2 separate regions of the Homo sapiens genome follow, and region 2 is linked to region 1. The links are chromatin contacts, found by Hi-C or POLR2A ChIA-PET in ENCODE. All regions are on one chromosome and are shown on one strand. The core of a region is the stretch at or near the end of the contact, and the rest is flanking DNA. Distances in the headings are between cores, read along the strand shown. Region 1 overlaps BRD4 (bromodomain containing 4). Region 2 holds the start of HSH2D-AS1 (HSH2D and RAB8A antisense RNA 1).

What was found. Hi-C counts contacts between places; a loop is a spot of excess contacts on that map. ChIA-PET counts read pairs that join two places held with the same protein, here RNA polymerase II (POLR2A). Pooled maps may share reads with other maps.
Region 2: a loop to region 1 is called in a map with no recorded cell type, with 5 times the contacts of the local background. The contact joins the promoter of HSH2D-AS1 here to the enhancer-like site in region 1. A Hi-C loop is called at or near these places in 1 of 37 single-sample maps with no recorded cell type and 1 of 50 pooled maps. POLR2A ChIA-PET finds 5 or more read pairs at or near these places in 1 of 52 experiments (GM12878).

Annotation. Positions count from the first base shown.
Region 1 is chr19:15,287,214-15,290,542 of GRCh38, forward strand. All of the region lies in intron 1 of BRD4 (bromodomain containing 4), which reads right to left. Among named protein-coding and RNA genes, the nearest start is that of BRD4, 44 kb to the right of the region's middle. Within about 2 kb of position 1,463, at least 15 of the 41 ENCODE cell types and tissues checked have a DNase peak (open chromatin) inside an H3K27ac peak, as active enhancers do; they include GM12878, where a contact is called at or near this core.
Region 2 is chr19:16,137,989-16,141,293 of GRCh38, forward strand. HSH2D-AS1 (HSH2D and RAB8A antisense RNA 1) reads right to left here and starts at 1,927. Exons shown (of 2, transcript NR_199156.1): 1 at 1,747-1,927. It also overlaps a transcript of HSH2D not described here.

The DNA.
Region 1 (3,329 bases), core at 213-2,712:
CGGTTTTAGAGGACAGTGCCTTTATTCTTTTTTTTTTTAAGACACAGTAAAAACTTTAATAATCTTATTTTTATTATGGTAAAATATATGTAACATAAAACTTACCACTTTAACCATTTTTTACTGTATAGTTTGGTGACATTAAGTGCATTCACGCTACTATGCAATCACTATCTAGCTCCAGAACTTTTTAATTTATGTATTTATTTTCTTTAAAGATGGGGTCTTGCTATGTTGCTCAGGCTGGTCTCAAACTCCTGGGCTCAAGCAATATTCCTGCCTCAGTCTCCCAAAGTGCTGGGACTACAGATGAGCCACCACAACTGGGCGTTTCAGAACGCTTTCACCTTGTAAAACAAACTCTGTAACCCATATATCCACTAAACACTAACTCCCAATCCCTGCCTCTGGCAACCACCATTCTACTTTCTGTCTCTGTGGAAGTGACTCCTATAGGTACCCAGCGTGAGTGAAACCACAAAGTATTTGTCTTTTTGTGGTTGTCGTATTTCACTTGGCATAACGTCTTCTAGGTTCATCCACATTGTAGCACCTCTGAATTTCTTTTTTTTTTTTGAGACAGTCTCCCTTTGTCGCCCAAGCTGGAGTGCAGTGGTACGATCTAGGCTCATTGCAACCTCCACCTCCTGGGTTCGGCGATTCTTGTGCCTCAGCCTCCCGAGTAGCTGGGACTACAGACACGTGCCACCACGTCTGGCTAATTTCTGTATTTTTAGTAGGGACTGGGTTTCACCAACTTGGTCAGGCTGATCTCAAACTCCTGACTTAGATGATCTGCCCACCTCGGCCTCCCAAAGTGCTGGGATTACAGGTGTGAGCCACTGTACCTGGCCTGAATTTCATTCCTTCTTAAGGCTGATTAATACTTCATATTTTGCCTATCTATCCATCCATCAATGGACACAGGTTGCTTCTATAATACCTTTTGGCTACTGTGTATAGGGCTGCTATGAACATGGGCGTACAAATACATGTTTCAGTCCCTGCTTTCAAAGAGAATGCCCTTAAGAAATGTTTGCTGAAGTACACAGAGGTAATATCACATCTGCAACTTATTAAAAGGATTTATGGGTGGCTGGGAAGGATCGCTTGAAGCCAGGAGTTTCAGGCTGCAGTGAGCTATGATCTGCCCTCCAGACTGGTGACAGAGCAAGACCACATCTCAAAAAATAATAAATAAAAATAAATAGAAGAAGAGGAGTGAAACACAGGATCCAGTTATAAACTTGGACAATCACCCATCAAAAATCAGCTCCTTCCCAGAAGATGTTTATAAGGCACAGGCAGAATTCATCCGGAACTGCAGACACTGCCCTAAGCCCATCCACACCCTCCGCTGGCTTCTCCTGCTGGTGTGCAGAGCACAGAACAGCTTCACAGTCTTCCCTTGTTTTTACCAAAGCAGCCGAGCAGCTGGTGCTACACAGGCTGGTGCACTGCCCAGCAGACACACAGGGCCGCCGAAGGGAGGAAGTCAACGCCCGAGGGTGGCCACTAAGCCGTGGCGGGTGCCTGCCCCTGCAGATGGAGGAGGGCTGAGTTCTAAGCACACTACTCTGTGAATGGCATGAATGAGCTCTTTCACTGGCACCAGAGAGAACACGCAACAGTACCATCTGCTGAGGGGAGGGAAAGTTCAGAGGAGCAGGCACCGACTCCTCAGGCTTCCACAGCCACCAGGTCCCCACTGTGTCAAGGCGGCTGTTAATACTCAAGTCCCCTCCTCCACTCCTGAACATGAGAGTTAAACAAAGTCAGCTACAGTCTCTTGGTCCATAACAACCTAGGGAAAGCAAACTACAGAACCACGTTAGAAATGCTTCACGTCTTTTACCTCAAAATACCTTTGTTTAGTAACCCCACTCCCCGACACAGGCCCCATAGCTCTGTTTTCTGGGTTCTGACAACTAGTGCCCTAAGCCAGAGGCCAGGCCCTAAAGAGACAACCTAGGCAGGCTTGAGATGTTTCTCCCACGACCTTTCCAAATGATTCCAGCAGAAAGCCAGACTCCTTAGCTACTTAAAATCAGAAAACAGCTGGGTGCGGTGGCTCACGCCTATAATCCCAGCACTTTGGGAGGCCGAGGCGGGTGGATCACCTGAGGTCAGGAGTTCGGGACCAACCTGACCAACATGGAGAAACCCCGTCTCTACTAAAAATATAAAATTGGCCGGGCATGGTGGCACATGTCTGTAATCCCAGCTACTCAGGAGGCTGAGGCATGAGAATCACTTGAACCCTGGAGGCGGAGGTTGCGATGAGCCGAGATCGCGCCACTGCACTCCAGCCTGGGCAACAAGAGCGAAACTCCATCTTAAAATAAATAAATAAATAAATAAAATAAATCAGAAAATAGATGGGTATTACTTCCCACTCAAAACCACTCTCAAGGTAGCTAGGTTAGTGCAAAAGTAATTGCGGTTTTGATCCAAAAAAAAAAAGAAAAAAAAAAGCCAAAACAGCAGTTACTTTTGCACCATCCTAATAGATCTGATGAAACCAGGAGAATGGAAGCTAGGAAAGATGTGGCTCACAAGCAATGGGAGAAGTGTGCTTGTAAGGACACTGGAGCCCCCCAGCCTCTGGGTTCTGCCCACGGGGCACCACCCACAGCCAGGTCCCTGCCTGCATAGACAGGAAGGAAAACGGGGCCACTTCACAGGGTGCTACAGGGCTCTCAGCAAGGGGCTCAAGTGAGGGAAGGCTTTCCAACGAAGCAGCCTGAAGGGCAAGGAGTAATTCACATTTTTGTTTTAGTTCTTGGAGAGGTTTGGTTTCAAGGCAGGATAGACACATTAAAAACCATATGACTGCCTTAGGCTTAAGGGTAGGGCAGGGGGTCACACGCTAGGCATATGAAGCCCTAATGACAGGTGTGTGTACTTCTGAAACCCAGAAAATGAAATCCCTAAGGACTTCACTGAGGATCCATTGGAGATTAAAAAGAAGCTCCCATCGAGGCCTCCTCCTGCTCGAGTGACATTTAACACCAAGAGTAAGCTGACTGACATGTGGATTATTAAAAGTGTATTCAAAGTCAATGTTAAAAAGTTAGTACTAGACCATTTCAATTCTCTTCAAGACGCAGCACTGACTTAGAATGGAATTTTTGATGCGCCTCCACTAATCCTGTTACGTTAGAAAACAGAAATAGAATTTGTTCCCTTGGCGTTCACTGGTTGCCATAGAAATCAAAATGCATTATACTTTCAGGTGAAGAAATGCATCACGAGTACTGAAAAAGAAAAACTCTCATCAAATCCAGTACAAACTCAAACCACCCCTTTAATAATAAATGGGTGCAAGT
Region 2 (3,305 bases), core at 677-3,176, 850 kb after region 1:
CTCCCGAGTAGCTGGGATTACAGGTCCCGCCACCACGCCTGGCTAATTTTTGTATTTTTAGTAGAGATGGAGTTTCACCATGTTGGCCAGGCTAGTCTCAAACTCTTGACCTCAGGTGATCCACCCACCTTGGCCTCCCAAAGTGCTAGAATTACAGGTGTGAGCCACCGTGTCCAGCCAGTTCTGGACATTTCATATCAATGGAATCATGCACTAGGTGGCCTTTGTGTCTGGCTTCTCTCAGCATCATGTTTTTGGGGCTCATCCACATTGTAGCATGGAGCAGTGCTTCCTTCCTTTCTGTGGCTGAATCATATTTCATGGTGTGGATGATGGAACCACGTTTTGTTTACCCATTCATTCATTCATGGACATTTGGGTTGTTTCCACCGTTTGGACACCTTAGCTGTCATCATCTGTGCCTCAGACATACCAAGTTCTTTCCTACCACAGGGCCTTTGCCCGTGCTGATTTTGTTTGTTTGTTTGAGATGGAGTCTCGCTCTGTTGCCCAGGCTGGAGTGCAGTGGCAAGATCTCAGCTCACTGCACCCTCCGCCTCCCGGGTTCAAGCGATTCTTCTGCCTCAGCCTCCCGAGTAGCTGGGACTACAGGCGTGCGCCACCATGCCCAGCTAATTTTTGTATTTTTGGTAGAGACAGGGTTTCACCATGTTGGCCAGGCTGGTCTCGATCCCTTGACTTCATGATCTGCCTGCCTCAGTCTCCCAAAGTGCTGGGATTACAGGTTTGAGCCACCGCACCCAGCCTGCCCTTGCTATTTTCTTTTCTGCCTGACTGTCCTGCATGTGAACTCATTCAGCATCTGTCTCCTCATAGACTGTGGGCCCTAGAAGGGTGGGGACCATGCCAATCTTGCCTTTTTTTTTTGAGACACAGTCTCACTCTGTGACCCAGGCTGGAGTGCAGTGGCATGATCTCAGCTCACTGCAACCTCCATCTCCCAGTTCAAGCAATTCTTCTGCCTCAGCCTCCTGAGTATCTGGGATTACAGGCATGAGCCACTACGCCCAACTAATTTTTGTGTTTTTAGTATAGACAGGGTTTCCCCATGTTGGCCAGGCTGGTCTTGAACTCCTGACCTCAGGTGATCTGCCCACCTCGGCCTCCCGAAGAGCTGGGATTACAGGCATAAGCCACAGCACCCGGCCCGATCTTGCCTTCTGCTTCATCTGCAGCATCTAGCATGGTGCCCATCCAGAGCTGGGGCTCAGCCAGTGTTTGTGAAATCAATGAATGAATAGAATGAAGGCATTGTAGGAAGCTAAAATCATAAAATTACATCAAGTCCAGGGTTGGGCACAGTGGCTCATGCCTATAATCCCAACACTGGGAGGCTGGGGTGTGAGGATTGCTTGAGCTCAGGCGTTCTAGACCATCCTGGGCAACACAGCAAGACCCTGTCTACAAAATAAAAATTGAAAAATTAACCGGGCATGGTGGTGTGAGCTTGTGATTGCAGCTACTTGGGAGGCTGAGGCGGGAGGATCACTTGAGCCCGGGAGTTTGAGGTTGCAGGGAGCTATGATGGCACAGTGCACTTCAGCCTGGGCAACAGAGTGAGACCTTGTCTCTAAAAAGAATCGCATCAAACCCAGTGTTGGCAGAGCCTAAGGGCTTCCCCACTCCCTGACATGTATGGGCCCAGCATTTTCCCAGCACTAAGATGGCATTGTGGCCACCTCCCCCAAGAGCCACCCCACGTGAATCTGTGAATGGCCCACTTACCAGCTGCGGCCTCTGCTGAGAAGCCCAGATCTGTCTCCCTGGAGAACCTGGTATCAGAGAGAGGGGGCCTTGGAATTCTAGCCCCGTTATCTCCCCATCAGGGCACCTTCGTTTTCCCCTCCACACCCTTCCTTCCTCTGGGGGACGCATGTCCGTTTGCGGGCCGAGGCCTGCGGACACTGAGGGGTGTGGGGGTGATTCTGTTGCGACATCTGAAAGGAAGACGTTAGTTTGTGGGAGACCACATCACCCAAGCAGGTCAGGGGAAGCGAGGTTGGGCCGTTTGTGGTGAGGTCTTAGGGGACTGTGCTAGAGCTGGGCCAGCGTACCCCCATGTTCCTGGAAACTCTAAACCCCATGCAAATAAGAGCCCCGATGGTCAGACTTTCCCAGGAGGATCAGAGAAGTGAAGTGAAGTGAAGGCCAGGCCCGGTGGCTCATGCCTGTAATGCCAGCACTTTGGGAAGTCCAGGCAGGTAGATCGCTTGAGGCCAGGAGTTTGAGGCTGCAGTGAGTTGTACTTGCACCACTGCACTCCAGCCTGGGCAACAGAACAAGATCCTGTCTCAAAAAAATAAAAAATAAAAATAAATAAATAAATACTTCAGGCCTATAATCCCAGCACTTTGGGAGGCCAAGGTGGGCAGACCACTTGAGGTCAGGAGTTCAAGACCAACCTGGCCAACATGGTGAAACCCTGTCTCTACTAAAAATATAAAAATTAGCCAGGAGTGGTGGTGCACACTTATAATCTCAGCTACTGGGGAGACTGAGGCAGGAGAATCGCTTGAACCCGGGAGGTGGAGGTTGCAGTGAGCCAAGATCGCACCACTGTACTCCAGCCGGGGCGATAGAACAAGACATCATCTCAAAAATAAAAAGGCCAGATGCAGCAGCTGACACCTGTAATCCTAACACTTTGGGAGGCTGAGGCGGGAGGATCACTTGAACGAGACCAACCTGGCAACATGACAAAACCCCATCTCTTCAAAAATCCAAAAATTAGCCAGGCGTGGTGGTGGTGCTCCTGTAGTCCCAGCTACTCAGGAGGCTGAGATGGGAGGATCACTTGAGCCCAGGAAGTAGAGGCTGTGGTGAGCTGAGACTGCACCACTGCACTCCAGCCTGGGCAACAGAGTGAGGGGACCCTACTCAAAAAAAAAAGAAGAAGAAAAAGAGATTAGCCACAGAGAGGTGAAGTGAGTTGCCCAAGGCAGCTCAGCCCATGAGGTCTGAGGCCCAAGCCAGAGTCTCCCCCAGGCAAACACAAAGGCCTTGCTTGAATTAAGTCACAACAAAGAGTCCTGATTCTCTCACTCCCAACTCATCTCCATGTGCTGTGCTGGAGAGTTGCCTCTCCTAGCATCTTCACATGATTAAGGAGGGCTATTATGCCCATTGCACAGATGCAGAACTGAGGCTCAGAGAGGCTGAGCAACTCACCTTAGGACACACAGCAGGTGAGTGAGAAGCAGGGCTCCACGTGTCTCCTGCTTAGACCTTGTTGACCACAGAGGGCAGACGAGGTGCTGCTGTTGCCGAGGAGGAGCAGGGGGGTG